2 separate regions of the Homo sapiens genome follow, and region 1 is linked to region 2. The links are chromatin loops, found by intact Hi-C in ENCODE. Cell type or tissue: mammary epithelial cell. All regions are shown on one strand. Region 1 has its middle 19 kb from the start of SSUH2. Region 2 overlaps RAD18 (RAD18 E3 ubiquitin protein ligase).

What was found. Peaks named below come from ENCODE experiments on the same cell type or tissue, not always from the same donor. Only the 100,000 strongest peaks of a DNase experiment are listed, where the experiment ranks them.
Region 1: a loop joins it to region 2, with 4 times the contacts of the local background. A loop is called at or near these places in 4 of 110 quality-filtered maps.

The regions. Positions count from the first base shown.
Region 1 is chr3:8,660,018-8,668,017 of GRCh38, reverse strand. It overlaps a transcript of SSUH2 not described here. Among named protein-coding and RNA genes, the nearest start is that of SSUH2, 19 kb to the right of the region's middle. RefSeq lists a silencer at 4,340-4,429. In mammary epithelial cell, a CTCF peak has its summit at 4,347 (motif pointing left); a DNase peak (open chromatin) is centred at 4,307.
Region 2 is chr3:8,934,819-8,942,818 of GRCh38, reverse strand. It overlaps RAD18 (RAD18 E3 ubiquitin protein ligase), which reads left to right. Exons shown (of 13, transcript NM_020165.4): 5 at 1,015-1,352; 6 at 3,166-3,265; 7 at 6,764-6,948. Among named protein-coding and RNA genes, the nearest start is that of RAD18, 25 kb to the left of the region's middle. In mammary epithelial cell, a CTCF peak has its summit at 4,579 (motif pointing left); a DNase peak (open chromatin) is centred at 5,588; H3K27ac peaks cover 1,835 bases.

The DNA of each region.
Region 1 (8,000 bases), 270 kb after region 2:
GGAGGTGGGGTCTTGTTATGTTGCCCAGGCTGGAGTGAGAGCCTGGGTCTTTTTACTGGTTGGATGCTTTCATCCAGCTCCCTCCGTGGGTGGGTACTAAGGGATTCTCAGGTGTAATGCGCTGAGATATTGTGAAATATTAACTTGGTCTTCATTCCCGTTTCCTGGCATACAACTCCTGGAGTCCTTGGGATCACCAAAGTGCTGTCTTTTATGTGTCTTTTGTCTGATAGGTTCAGGGTGGGGCTGGTTACCAGAGTGGCCGAGGCAGAATCAGAGGGTTGGGACTTTTAGCCCCAGGAGGGGAGAGGGGCTGAAGGTCAAGTTGATCCCCAGTGGCCAATGGCTTAATCAATCATGCCTGTGTAATGAAGCCTCCATAAGAAGAAAAGAGGACAAAGTTCGAGAGCTTTTGGATCTCTGAACACGTGGTGATTCCTGGAGGGTGGCCTGCCCAGGTGTCAGAGGCTTTGGAACCAGAGTGACTCCATCAAATGGGTGAGACTGGAATTGGAGGGACTGGTTTTTCAAGATACAGGCCACAAAGACCCTGCTGATAAAATAAAGTGCGGTAAAGAAGCCAGCCAAAATGCACTAAAACCAAGATGGTGACAAAAGTGACCTCTGATTGTCCTCATTGTTCATTATACGCTAATTATAATGCATTAGGATGCTAAAAGACATGCCCACCAGCACCATGACAGTTTATGAATGGCATGGCAATGTCCAGAAGTTACCTATATGGTCTAAAATGGGAGGAACCCTCAGTTCCAGGAATACACTACCCCTTTCCTGCAAAACTCATGAACAATCCACTCCTTGTTTGTTATATAATCAAGAAATAACCATAAGTCTATTCAGTCCAGCAGCCCATGCTGCTGCTCTGCCAATGGAGTAGCCACCCCTTTACCCCTTTACTTTCTTAAAAAACTTGCTTTCACTTTACTGTGTCATCTTGCTCTTGAATTTCTGTGTGAAGCAGAGAACGTGCGTGGACTCCCAGCCTGAACTCCAATTTTGGGATTCACCCTGTGGCATGGGAGGGCATGGAAGCTCTGCACCCTACAAGTCTCTTCATCAGTATCATCTGTAGTGTCCTTTGTGGTAAACTGGTAAATGTGGTTCCCTGAGTTCTGTGGGCTGCTCCAGCAAATGAGTCAAACCCAAAGAGGGGCTTTTGGGAGGCCAACTTGAAGCAGGTTGGTCAGGAGTTCCAGAGTCCTGGACTTGCAACTGGTGTCCGGAGTGGTGTGGTCTTGGGGACTGAGTATTCAACCTGTGGGATCTGACGTTATGCCCGGGTAAATCGTGTTGGAATTGAATTGGAGGACATCCAGCTAGCATCTGCTGCTTGGTGGTGGGCGAAACCCCTGCCCCCTGCCTACATTTGGTCACAGATGTCATCTTCTGTGTTGATGATTGTTGCGGTGGTATGAGAGCAGAGGAAAAACATGGTTTGGGAGAGTTTTTCCCAACACACGCACCTTCCAGAAATGGTGCCCTGGCTGGGCTCTTCCCCCTTCCTTGTTTTTCTTCCCTCACACCTTACAGGTTTCTCCTTCATAAACCCCTTGTGGGTGTTTCTTCCCTGACGGTCTGCATCTCAGGAGCCCAGCCTAAGATACTTGGTGTACTTAGCAGATACATTTGAACTTTTGAATATATTGATTGTGAAACTTCAAGAAATAAATATCCATCTTGTTTCTCAGCATTGCTTACATCAGGAAATTATAGCCCACATTTATCTAAAAATACATTATATTAGTGCTAAACGTTTCTTTTTAGTGTTTAGATTTGGTGGTCTTGCTCTTAAGGAGAAAAAAAGTAAAAAGCAGTTTCTTCTAATATGTCTGCAAAATGAATTTAAGAAATCCATATTTTTCTGATATTTTGTCTGAAAAGCACATTTGAAACTCCATAAGGAAACCCTTTCTCACATGTTCAGTCTTTGCCAGATCTCTCAGAGGTGTTTTGGGAGCTCAAGCTTGAGTCTAAGACAACTTAATCAAGTGGGCTTTCAAGGTTTTTGGGAGTAAATAATCTCCTTGATCCTCTGAACACAAGTAAACATGTAGTGAACATCATTTCTCATTTTTATCAACATTAAAAAAAGCTGGCAACAACTTTGATGTTGAAAATGATCTTCATTGTGTTCTAATGGCCACTTTGACCAGGAAAGAGGAACCAGGGCAGACAAGCAGATTGAGACCTTGTGACTAAAATAAAGATTCTATTTTTAGGGAAAATGAACTATTTTCATCTAACATTGCCACAGCCTTGCTTTGTTTTGAGTAATGATATTTAATTTGTTAAGACGTTTGAAGTGACATGAAAGGCATGTTTTGTGTGTTTGGCTTTTGCGTTGGTGAACGGGGGGGACTTTGGGTTGCAGAAGGTTTTGAGGGCTCCCTTAGTGACCTCTGTGGTCTTTCCCTACAATGACATTCATTGAAAACAAGATTTACTTATTTTTTCTTAACTAAGACTTGAGTCTGAGTCAGACTACCTTTTCTTCCAAATAAGGATGTTGTGGAAGTTGCATTAAATTTTGAGTTTCGGGTCCAAACACTGAGGGACAGAGACTGCAGAATGAACCTCTCCCTGTGTCAACAGACTATGCTAATTAACATGGTTGTCTTTGGCTGATCTGCGAAAATTAAAAGATGACCGAGGGTCCTCTTTAGCTGGACATTCTCCCTCTCTACCTCCTTCCTTGCTTCTCCTTTCTTCTCTCTTCCCCTTCTACCCTGTTTTCTTCTTTATCTTCCTTTTCTTCCAATTCATTTCTTTCATCCATTTTCCTTTTTTTTCTTCCTTTTCTCTTTTTCTTCTTTCTTTCACGGCAACTGAAATATACCCATCCCAAAATAATTGCAGTCAACATGTCACCTTTTTTAATAATAAATATTCTACAACATTGACACAAAAGGACTCCTGCAGTTAAACATGAAGCAGAAAATTCGGTGGAAAAGAAGTGGGTGTAGACAGCAGGGATTGTTCTTGTGTGAGGGTGATTCTTAAGGAAGGCATTTTTAAGGGAGGGGTCTGCAGGGGCCAGATGCCAGAGAGAATTAAAGCTCCATGCCTTGGATGAGGATTCAAATCCAGAAATAACTTGCAGGAATCGGGAGATGCCTTTCTTGAGAAACGTTTGAGCTGGGTTGGTGTTGATCTTAATGACCTGTTTAGGTTGTCTTCTGTATGCCTTAATTTGCTTTTTTGTTAAGTGGGAGCAAGGATTGTGATTCCTTTCCATAGATGAGAGATATTGTGAGGGCCAAGGGCCCGTTGGAAGGCAGCATGGTGAGGATGTCAAAGCACCGAGCTGGGAGCCGGATCTGGGCCTTAGACCCAGCTCTGCTGTCCTCCAGGTTTGTAATCTTCACTGTGTACATAGCTTCTGAAGATCTTTTCCTCATCCATGAAATGAGATGGTCGAGTTTCTCAAAATGGGGTGCATTTTCTTGGTTCAAAGCTGTTTTGTGCCCCCCTACACTTTTGGATACATGCTTTTTAAAGGCATAAATGTGGTAAAAAAAAATTGCTCAGAAATTTTGTTGAAAGAGCAGATGGATAAATGAATGCTCCAAATTGGGGCCTCCAAGCATGACTGTGTGGGCTGTGGGGCTGTGCTATACACAGCGCCAAGGGAAAGGGGGACATGCTTCATGAAGATGGCGATGGCATTCCTGCCCCATGGATCTGTGGCAGATGGCTGCCTGATCCCAATGGACAAGGATTCAATGACCTGAAGTTGCTGAGAAGAACACGAGGCTCTTGAAAGATGTAACATCCCCTGTATCCTTCTATCAAGGGTCGTTTTCTAGGAGCTTCGAAACAATCCACTTGGGCTCCCCGTCTTCCTCTCTCCCTAGAGAAACACAGGTCTGTGCACACTTTCTGGGTTTGCAGCAGCCTTGGGGGTCCAGGACCTGCTAAGAGGACTTGGCAGGGCACCTGGGTCAGCAGAAACCTCGTGTTGACATGGGCCGGGAGAGAAATAACCTGGGTCTCCCAGCACTTCCCTTAGAAGCTATATTGTGTAAGTTAACAAGCCAAAGAATCCCTCACTGTCTAACCAAGGAAAATATTTTTATCTTACTCAGAAAGCAGTTCCCTCCTTTGTGCAGTGCAGCTAGAAGAAAACAACATTGTCTTGGGACACGCATCATTACTAAGAATTTTTCCGTAAATTTATCTGTGTGCCTTCTACAGTTACCTGTGTGTCCCCTGTGGTACCTATGGAAACCAGTTGTTGGGAAATCCTTGTTAAGGTAAGAGCGTCTATGGACCAGTGTGTCCCAATAGCTTTGGATGGGGGAGGCTGAGTTAGTTAATCAATTAACACATTCCTAGCACCCCCTGGTGGACATTGCTGGTCTAACTGACCTTGGAATTCCTGGACTTGCCTGGGCTGGAGATATCACACCCAGCCAGACACCCCCCACCCCGCCCCACTGCTGTGGCCCCCACCTGACCCCGACTGCCAACCACGCCTTCTTAATTTTCTCTGTGTTTTTCTGTCGCTTTGTGTTTGTTTCTCACAAAGCCCTGATGAAACTATCAGGGAACAAAGGACGAGAGACAGGGGTCTGAATCCAGAGTAAAGAGTTTCAGTTCCAGGCACTTCCTTGGGCTCAGCCCATGCATTGCTGTTCTCTGTATGTCAGACAGGAGGGGGTAGGTGAATTCCAAGGCTCCTTGTAGCAGAATAATGCAGTGTGGTAGAGCCTGGGCTTTGGGGTCGGTCAGACATCTGAGATGTTGGTTTATATCTGAGCTTAGTACTTGAGGCAAGTTACCTCAGTGCCACGAACTTTAGCTTTATGAGCTGTAAAATGGGGATAATAATGATAATAGCTGTCCCTGGATTTATGGTGGAGATCAAATGGGAGCAGGCATGCAAAGCCCAGCTCAGCATGGCACGTTAATTATCAGGCTCAGCTCATGGCAGTGGCTGTTTTTATTAATGCCACTGTGATCTTCCAATGATTTGATCCGGGAGATGCCTGCTGAAGAGAGCAAATCAATCTCTACACGATAGTAGGAATAGTAGCATCGATATGGCCTTGGTACTTATTTTGCATTTGGAAAAATTCCAAAATGCTTCATTCATCTCAGGTTTTTAGTGGGTAATTTGTCCCAAGTCAGTACCACTGGAGCCTGGAGCCATCTTCAGCCACGTGGGTGTCATCACATCCCTGTCTGCGAGTGCAGATTTGGGATGAAGACCAGAGTCAATAAGGTAGGAAATGACATCTGCCTAAGTGGCCCTGTTGGAGCCTGGGGAAAGCAGGGCTGTGTAGGTAATGATGTTCTCTGATGTTTCACAGCTGTAACTCTGTTCCTTGTTCCTGAGTAGGGCCAGGCTTTTCTGGTCTAGGTGCTCAGCCTTCTTCTACTTCTGTATATCTGTCCTTGTTCCTTCTCCTTTTTCATTCCTTCCTTGATTTTGCTAACACACATAGCACTCGCTGTATACTTGCCTCAGTACTTCACAGGAAAAACTCAGTTCATTTTCTCAACAACCTTGTGAGCTAGTTCCTGTCATTATGCCCCCTTCACAGGTGGGGTGAGTAGTGCCACTCTGGGTCCTGCCATTCACTGGGAGGGAGACCTCAGGAGGGACCAGGTCAGGGCTCTGACTGGACACTCAGTACTGACGTTTGGTATCAGGAGGGCAGAGTGAGACAAAGGTGCGCATTTCACACTCAGCTTCTGTTAGGGGACACAGGTTTTGTTAGAGGACAATTCCCCATGGCCCTCTCTCATTTCTGCATGTCTTGCAAGCAGAGGCACTGTCTGCCTTTTGTTCTGTGTTATCTTTGCATAACAAACATTCTTGGGAGACAGAGAGAGTGTCTCCCATTGGAACAAAGGTGGGCATGTGTATTAGTGTACTTTCGCACTGCTGATGAAGACATACCTGAGACCGGATAATTTATAAAGAAAAGAAGGTTTAATGGATCCACAGTTCCACGTGGCTGGGGCAGCCTCACAATCATGGCAGAAGGCAAAAGGCACGTTTTACATGGAAGCAGACAAGAGAGAGAATGAGAGCCAAGCAAAAGGGGAAACGTCGGATTTCATGAGACTTATCCACTACCACAAGAAAAATATGAGGGGAAACCATCCCCATGATTCAATTATCTCCCACTGGGTCCCTCCCAAAACACATGGGAATTATGGGAGCTACAATTCAAGATGAGATTTGGGTGGGGCCACAGCCAAACCATATCGGTATGCTTACTTACAACAGGTTCCCCAAGCTAAGCATTGCTGTTCTGTAATGCAACCCACTGCATATACAGTATTACCTGGCCCTCTTCATGTGGTCCTGTGGAAACTGAGGCTGAGGGCACTGGTGCAAAAACCTTGATTGTCTGGCTATTGCTGTTGCTGTGATAATAAAGTCCTTTGTCTCGGATTCGGGAGTCTCTCACGCCTCCTGTCAGCATCCATGAAACAGGCAGGCTGACTTGTTGGCTTGCAGGTAGGGTAAAATCTCATTGCCTTCACAGTTCCTGACAGCTTCCAGGTTCATGACTTAGAGGAGGCAGAAGTTTAGGATTTTAATGATGAATCAGCCATAGCATCCACTCTTAAATTGCTCATAGACTAATGGGTGTAGAGGGAAAAGGATACGTGAGAGAATGACATACAAGTTAAACAGTGAATACTTTCAGAGCAGTTAAGGAAAAGACAGTTGTTGGGCATGGCTTGAAAGATGAATGAGATTTTGGTGGATTAGGAAGCTGGGCAACGGAGTTCTAGGCAGAGGGAACAGAGTGAGTGAAAGCACAGAGGTGCATGTGAAGGCCAAGAGTGGATTCAGGGGACAGTGCCTGGTTACTTACAATTGTAAAATATTTCTTTAGTAAGGTGTAAGGAGCAGTGGCTAGAAGAAACAGCATGGACTTCGGCGTCAGACAGTAAGTCCAAGAGCATGAGAGCCAGAAATGCATGGCCAGCTGGGCTGGACAGCTTCATCCATTCTTCCAGAGTCACCCTTTACCCTTCACATCCTGCTCACTGTCCTGGCAGCCTGGCCTTGTCCCCTTGCTCTGTCTGGGTTGGCCAATGGGAGGTGCCAGTGAGAGATGAGTGTGTTGCAGGAAACTGAGGACAGGAGAGACTGATACGGAGAACAGGAGGATTGTTTATTTTAGGTACTCACCGGCTCAGTGGATTCATATCCAAAAAGCTGAGCATTGAACAAAGACTGAGCACAGTTTTTATAAGTTGACTACAGAAGCAAAACAAAAGCAGCTAATCATATGATAGGTCATATAATCTATAGCATAACGTAACTTGTGGCCCTGCATAGCTGTTGGCCTTGTGAAAGAAAAACAAGAACAGGCTAAATATAGACATTTGTAAAACACAGCTGTACTTAAGAAGCCAGGGAAAGGAGCAGTAACAATAAAGGAATTTGTCTTTCTCTCTTTTTTTCCCTTCAATCTTGCTCTGGCAGGGGGTTGTCTGGAGCCCATTCTTTTGGCCTTGGCTTCTCAAACAGTGTTATCTTATAACTGTTCTTGAAGTGAGATTGCTAGACAGAGGAAAACTTGTTCTTTTCTTCTTAACCCTTGACTTGCCTGTTACTTTTCTTGGAGTGAATGAATGCATATTTATTTTAAGTTTCTGCCTCAAGTGGATGAGAGGCGAGTGAGGTCAGGGTGTTGATCTTGGCTCCTGGCCTGCAAGGTTGCCTTGGGCTGCTCTTTTCCTTTGATGGAAAGTCACTGTGCCCTCAAGGGGGTCTCTAACCAGCGCTCTCTTTATGGATTTCTATAAATTCCTTCCTCTCACCTTTTCAAGTGGTAATGGCTGCATTACAACTAGCCAGGTAACCACACTCTCCTGTGTGGTCCCCAACCCTGCCTGTTAGGAATTGTGTAGTCCCTGTGGAAACTAACACGCCTCCTGGGATCTGACTGGAGCAGACTAGCTTCCCTGTTGGGACCCGAGTGGTACAGTGGCTGATGGGGATGAGATGG
Region 2 (8,000 bases):
GAAATGAGCAGGAATGGATGTGAATTTCTAAGCAGACTGGTGGGGTTCCCTTTCAGTAGCTACCACGTGTCAAAGCACTCTGACCCCTCAATCCTGGCCAGTTTTGTTCAGAACTCTGATCTCTTATTTTCTCTAACAAGTAAGATCAATGTTTCCTGTTTAGACTTCACTTTAGTACCCATTCCTAGAAAATGCTCCCAGGGTAAAGTAAGTCTTGGGGGAAATGTTGGACTACTTCATGTTTTCTTCTTTTTCAGGGATTGCAGCCTTGTGTTGATTTCAGTCCAGTGCCTACAAAGAGTTGTTTTTTATGCAAGTTAGGCCATTCTTACATTGCTATAAAGTAAACTTGAGGCTGGGTAATTTACAAAGAAAAGAGGTTTAATTGGCTCATGGTTCTGCAGCTGTACAAGCCATCTGCTCGGCTTCTAGTGAGGTCTTGGGCTGCTTACAGTCACAGTGGAAAACAAAAGACGGGCAGCATGTCATGTGGTGAGAGTGGGAGCAAGAGAGACAGAGTGGGAGGTGCCACACCCTTTTAAAACAGATCTCATGAGAACTCACTCACTGTTACAAGGACAGCACTAAGGGAATGGTGCTAAACCATTCATGAGAAATTCGCCCTCATGATCCAGTCACCTTCCACCAGGTCCCACCTCCAACACTGGGAATCACATTTCAGTGTGAGATTTGGTGGAGACGACATCCAGACTATATCAGTATATTTTGTTCGGATTTTAAAGTTACTTATGGTTGGAGATTAGGTCTCATATAAGCTGTTCTCTGTGGCCTAAAGCTGATTTCCTTTCATTTTGTTTTATTGACACATTAACTGCCTTTTACGTTAGATTTATTGCTTTGAGTTATACTAGAAGAAACTTTGGTTTGGTTGTCATTATAGTATAGGTCCTGTATTTCAGAAAACAAGGTTAATTGGGAAAACAGCTTATGTCAGTTAATTTATGATGTAAAATTGGATCTCTTAATTGTCTGTTGTGTTCTTTGTGCTTCAAGGAATCATCTGCTGCAGTTTGCTTTAGAGTCACCAGCCAAATCTCCTGCTTCTTCCTCTTCAAAGAATCTTGCTGTCAAAGTATATACTCCTGTAGCCTCCAGACAGTCTTTAAAGCAGGGGAGCAGGTTAATGGATAATTTCTTGATCAGAGAAATGAGTGGTTCTACATCAGAGTTGTTGATAAAAGAAAATAAAAGCAAATTCAGCCCTCAAAAAGAGGCGAGCCCTGCTGCAAAGACCAAAGAGACACGTTCTGTAGAAGAGATCGCTCCAGATCCCTCAGAGGCTAAGCGTCCTGAGCCACCCTCGACATCCACTTTGAAACAAGTTACTAAAGGTAGGAAGTTATTTTCATATGTGGAAATATGGACATCTTTTCATCCACATGACATAAGAATAAATAGGCAGCATCTTTGAGGGGGAAGGAATGGTAAAGGACAAACCAGATTTTACCATATCACAAACCTCAGACATTGTTGTAGATATGTTTGTTCTCTTTCTCTCTCAGAAACAGGAATTCAGGCTGACTGCTACAAAAAGGAAACAATTTTAATTAGTTCAGCCTTCAAGTATGGCAGTAGCTTTCTGTTTTCAGCTTTTAATCTTTCTTCCCCTCATTCAACATATCAGTTCCCATTTAATCTTGAAAAGCTCTTTTTATCTTATTTTACCACCACTTGAATGCCTCCTCACTGTTCTGCCTGCCATATAAAGCCTGTGACAATTTGAGGCCTAACCTAGTCATCCCGCCTTATTGCTCACCTCTCTGTCTCAGAAGTCCTGCTCTAGCCTCCCCACTGTTCCTCCAGTACACTGAGGAATTGGCAAACTACAACTGGCAGATCTAATCTGGCTTGCCACCTGTTTTTGTAAATAAAAGTTCACATACCCACCCTATTCTCTGTGACTGCTTTCATTCTACAGTGGCAGAGTTGCATGGTTGTGACAGAGGCCATAGGATCCGTAAAGTCTAAATTCTACCTGGCCCTTCACTAAGAATGTTTGCCGGCCCCTGTTCTATACCTTTCCAGACTCTATCCAGATCCTCACTATTCATTTGTTATGTTAGAAAACACTGTCTCACATCACAAAAGTGCTATAGCACTTGTTTTCTGGACTGTTTTGTATCCCATTTGCTTAACTGTTTGATGAATATGTCAGCTTGTTTAACTTTTTGTTTCTGTATCTTCTTTCCAGTGAAGTTTAGAGCACCTTTTAGGCAGAAACTCTTAGACATCTTTGGTATACCCATACCACACGTAGTGCAGAGATGTGAGTGTGTATTAAACTTAGATTGAAATTAGTTTATTAGTACTTAACGTGTTTACATCTTTTAAAGATATATAAATTTCACTTATATTTTCTACTATGTCTATCCTTAGTCTTTTTACCAATTGACAGTTCTTATTGTAGTATTTTTTAGCTTGATGGTTAACTGTTTTTCCCCTAGCGGAACCTTTTTTCCCAAATGAAATTTTACGATAAACCATAACGTATAAAATAGATAAAACAGATTGTTCTGTTCCACCTGACCTCCTTCTGCCTATTATCCATGGTGGTCTGTAGGCCCCGAGATACCCCCACAGATCCCTGCAACTTTATGAAATAGTTTGAGAATGACTGTGTTCCTTAATTTTAACATTATATATGGAATCATCAGTGAGAGCTAAATTAACAAATTTGTAACCATTGACAAAATTGAACTCAATAAATTATTAAACTACCTTTCCTTCACTCGGCCCTTGGGCCAGGTGTGTCTTACTTAAGTCGTTACTATTGCTTCTGGGCTAAACATGGATAGCTCCTAAGGGTTGGGAAAATTTAAGATGAGTTCTATAGTTTGGTCATACCTTGGTAGAAAAGATGTAACCGAAACATTTTTAATAAATGAACTTTCAAGCTTATTTGCAGTCTCTTTCTCTGGGACCAGGACTTCAATTTTGTGACTTCCCACAATTTAGCCATTACCCAGTAACCAGTCTGTCCCACTCCTGTTGTCCCGATGGGCCATTCTTTTTCTTTTCTGCTTTTCTAAGTGCATGTTAAGTTGGGATTCTTTTTTACTTTACTTGCTGAAAAGATGCCAGTTTACATACTTTTGCCCCTTCTACAATTAATAAAGTCTCTCTTTTTCTTTTTAAAAAATACAGTGGATTGTCCTGTTTGCGGGGTTAACATTCCAGAAAGTCACATTAATAAGCATTTAGACAGCTGTTTATCACGCGAAGAGAAGAAGGAAAGCCTCAGAAGGTAAGGAAGTTGAGCAGAACCATTGAGCTACTTTAGCTGGGTGCCTCTTGTGCTTACTTGGGGGAAAATTACAGTATTCCTTTTATCCTGGTGACCGTATTTCCTGCTCTTACTTGCTTTCTTCTTTACTCCTGTTGGCCACTTCTTCCAATCCCTCTCCTCTGTTCTTTCTTCAACTCCCACTTTGCCAAATATGATTAGCTATATTGAATATTTGAACTGCTACTAAATTTTGACTTAATAAGAAATTAGTGACTTCAAATTCAATTCTTTTTAAACTTGTTTTTTTCTCTTAGATTTTAAAAACTACCAAAAAGCCTCTTGGCCAAAGAAAGCAAGGTTAGACTCTGAATATAAGATATAAAAAACCTTTCTCTGATCTTTAGGATGCTCAGAAGTTTTAAAATTTAAAATTGAATTTTTCAAAAAATTTTGACTAGGAAATTATATAAATATATATGATATAAAAAGGTACAAAAATGCATATATGAAATGTAATGTCATACCCCACACCACCCCCCCATCCTCCAGGTATTGTAGCTAATAAATTGTCAGCTCAGTATTTACATCTAAACAACTGTGCTGTTCTACCTCCCTTGTACATGAAAATAACTGTAATTTCTCATGCTAGTCCACTATTGTTACACATATAAGTTGTTCAGGAATGAAATACTAGTCAAACTTAAATTGCAAGGCATTACGGAATCAGTGGATAATAAGCAGAAGACACAATTTAGATGAGTCTGGTGATGAAGGGAGAAAGATGAGATGGTAGTTTGGAGAAGCAGTGAGTGGCATAAAGATCAAGGGTTGTTCTTTTTAAAAATAGGAGTTTAAGCCTTCAGTCTCTTTCCTTCCACTATTTCCAGGGAGAGAGCAGAGGATAAATGGAAGAAAGTGAGGAGCACAAGAGCCCAGTAATGAGGTTATCCTTGACATGCAGAAAGGACCCTTCTGAAACAGGAGGCAAGGGCAAGATAATAGGTGATAATTCAGAGAGATTTGGAAAAGAAGAGGAGGGAAGCTGAAGAAATTAATGGTATCTGAGAAGTGGGGATGAAAGAATGATTTGCTTCTATGTTCAGTCTGTTTTGAAGGACTTTGAAGAGTATTTTCCAAAAACCATGTTAATAAGACAGAGCCATAGTATTATTTTTTGTGATTAAAGAAAATACATCACTTAATTTTTATGAGTAAATTTGGAGTGAATGCAGATTCTGAGGGTCAGATTCATACTGTTACAACTTACAAAAGCTAACATATAAGACACAATGGTGCTTTATTAAGGTAGACATACTTGAGTCCAAACCTGGGGCAGTTTTACATGCACAGTACTCCCACCTAGTGGGTAAGTTTGTTAATGAGAATAAAATTTAGATTTTTAGGTTGCTTAGTGGTGATTTGGAGTAAATGAATAGTCCTAAGGATTATTTCCCATAAGCCACGAGAGTTTGATGAACTGCTTTTCTCTTTAGAAATGCATGAGTTGGGAATATAGAAGCTGAGTATATTCTTTTGGAAGAGTAAGGAATCTGCACTGATTATCTTGCATGGACTCCCCTTTTTCTAGATCCATCCATCAGTTCGAATACATTTCTGATACATCATTTCTGATGCTGTCAGTTTGTTTGAAGACATACTCGTCCATGTGTAATTAAGTTCTAATAGTGGTTTAAATTCCTGCTTCAAAGAACACTATAGTCCTGCCAGTGCTCTGTAGTGAACTTATAAGCACTACCTCCTGGATCCCCCTCTTAGTGTGTTAAAGGCTTTGAGAAGTCCTACATTAAGGGTTACTGTTAGGTTTTGTTTAATTTAGTAATCCTAAATTTATTTGACCGCCAAGCCTTTCTGTTCTCATCACTTCCATCTTACAAAACTGGTGTTTGTGGAGATTCTGAAGACAACACTGGGCCATGTTCTTCTTTAGTTGTATCTTGGCCACGGAGTCAGGTCATAGAGAAAAGGCCCTGTGAGTTTTCCTGTCTCCTCCACAATATTCTGACAGGCCATCTGCTGAATGTGAGTGGCAGCCCTTAACCCTTCTATATAAAACCATGTCAGAACTGCCTCAGATTCTGAGGCCCCTTAAATGTATTACTCAGTTCCACTAAATCATGGAAGAAAAATCAATGTCATTTTCGTGTTTGGGGAAACATTTATCAGGTTTCATGTTTTAAAATTCCTGATAGAAATTGTTGATCTCTGGTGGTGCTTTTTATTGTAAATGCCAGTGAACAGTACAGTTCTTCACTGGAATTTCACAGTCACAGTTTAATCATCTGTCCTTGATAAAACAAATATTTTAGATACAGACGTAATGAATCATCTCTCCCTGTGTGCTTCTGTAAACACAAAATGATTCAGCTGTTGCTACCTACTGAGATTTCATTTTGCCATAATTTTATCAACCTTGTAGAGTCAGATGGGTTGTCATTGTAAGAAGAGCAATTTTCAGAAAAATATAATCTATTGAGAGTTTGCAGGTCTTTTCACAGTTAATTAGTTATTTCTGGCTTTTAGACTTTGTTAATACAGCATAAAAGACATAATTTATTTGGGGAATGGCTCTGTTGGTTAATAGAGAAATTTTTGATTGTTTTCAGTCTATACCTGACTGTAATATTTCTCTGTTTGATTATTGGACCGTTTATATCAGATTTACTCTGGAGAACCTTGTTGAAAATAGAGATTTTAGAGCTCCACTTCAGACCTGAACCCTAATTGGTGGATGGTGTGGAGAAGGGGATGGAGAATCTGCGTTTTAAATAAACTCTTTAGGTGCTTCTTAGGTACACTAACGTTTGGGACAGCCTTGTGTGAGCTAGTTATATGCAAATCCTTTGTAAAAACTTGTTTTTTGGATAAACCTATTATTTCAAGTTTCTGTTAATTTTCACCTGAATCTTTGCTATTCTTATTTTGAAATGATAGCAAGTGTAATGACCTCCTTGAGCACATTTTTGTTAAGCATCTAATTGCCATAAAGCTGAGCCAGGTAGAGAACCTGCTATAATCAGGTGAAATGAATTAAAACTCACTAAGAAGTTCCTGTTTATGGAATTGCTTAAGTCATTGGTACTTTTATGTAGCTTGAATTTTAGCCCACTAGAATTTCTAGCATGCTTTAAAGAGGTGGAAAATTGAATAGGTCTATGTAAGTGTGATTCTAAGTGAAGTCCTCACAGCATATTCCACAAGCGTTACATATATGTCTTCTAAGTGTGCCTCTTTAGGTCTGACCTCTTTTTGAGACCCAAGTCTCTCACTTCTGGTGCCACCTAGGCCCCTGTGTCTGAATGTCTTACCAGCACCTCAGATACATCATGTCAGACACTCAACTTTATCCACAAACTTGATTTTTCTCTCCCCTTTTTAATCTAATGGTTCTACTATTTTCCCGGTCACCCAGGTGTTGAATCAGAATTTATTTGCCATTTTACATGAAAAGCATTTGATAATTCACAATAATCATCAGGTATCTTCCCCCCTTTTCAGTTCTGTTCACAAAAGGAAGCCGCTGCCCAAAACTGTATATAATTTGCTCTCTGATCGTGATTTAAAGAAAAAGCTAAAAGAGCATGGATTATCTATTCAAGGAAATAAACAACAGCTCATTAAAAGGCACCAAGAATTTGTACACATGTACAATGCCCAATGCGATGCTTTGCATCCTAAATCAGGTAAAGTAATAAAACAGTGAGTTATGCTTACTTTCTGGATAAAGCAATTTTGTGTAGCTCAGAAATTATAAACCATAGAAAAATATTGTAAATAAATACATTTTTGATAGATAAGACGTGCAAATGTGTTCCTTCAAAAGGTACCTAGAGTATGCTATGATAAGCCAGCCTTCCTCTCAGCCTGCCTTCCAATCCCCAGATCCCTTCTCAGAGGCACCCCATTGCCAGTTTCTCATGTGCCTATCTAGGGAGAATGTGGTGGGGAAGAGTGGATCTGGAGAGCCTGGGTTACAGTGCCCGTTTTTCAGCTTTGTGGCTTGGTGACTGTGGGCACGTTACTTGATATCTCTGTACCTCAGTTTTCTCCTTCATAAAATAAGGGTTATAATAACTACCCACTTCATAATGTTGAGTGAAATAAATGATAAAAGGCATGAAAAGTGCCTAACACAGTACCTTAGCAAGTAGTTAGCTTTCAGTAAATGTTGCCATTATGATTATTGTACACAAACATATATCCTTTTCATTACTGTTTTTACAAAATGATAGTATTCTGTGTAGTGCACTATTTAGTGGTTGGTTCTTTTCATTAAACCACACACATACATTGGAGTTCTTTCTATTAACATATAGAATTGCCTAATTTTTAAAAACTTGGAGAATAACATGCAAACATTAAAACACACAAATTATAAGTGTATTGTTTGGTGAATTATCACAAACTAAATTTCATAAAGTGAAATGTCATTGTAGCCAGTACTGAGATCACTACCAGCGTCCCAAAAGCCCTATCTGCCCCCTCCCATTCACTCCTTCATTCTCACATTTGACCACTGTCTTGACTTCTAACCCCATATGTTCATTTTGCCTATGTTTGATCTTTAAATAAAGGGCCAATAGCTTATGTATTCTTTTGTGCCTGCCCTCATTTGTGCAACATTATAAGATTCATTCATGTTTTTTTATATGGTCATGTTTTTTTCATTTTTGTTGCTATATGGTATTCCATTGTATAAACGTATCATCTTATCCATTCAGTGTTTAATAAACAT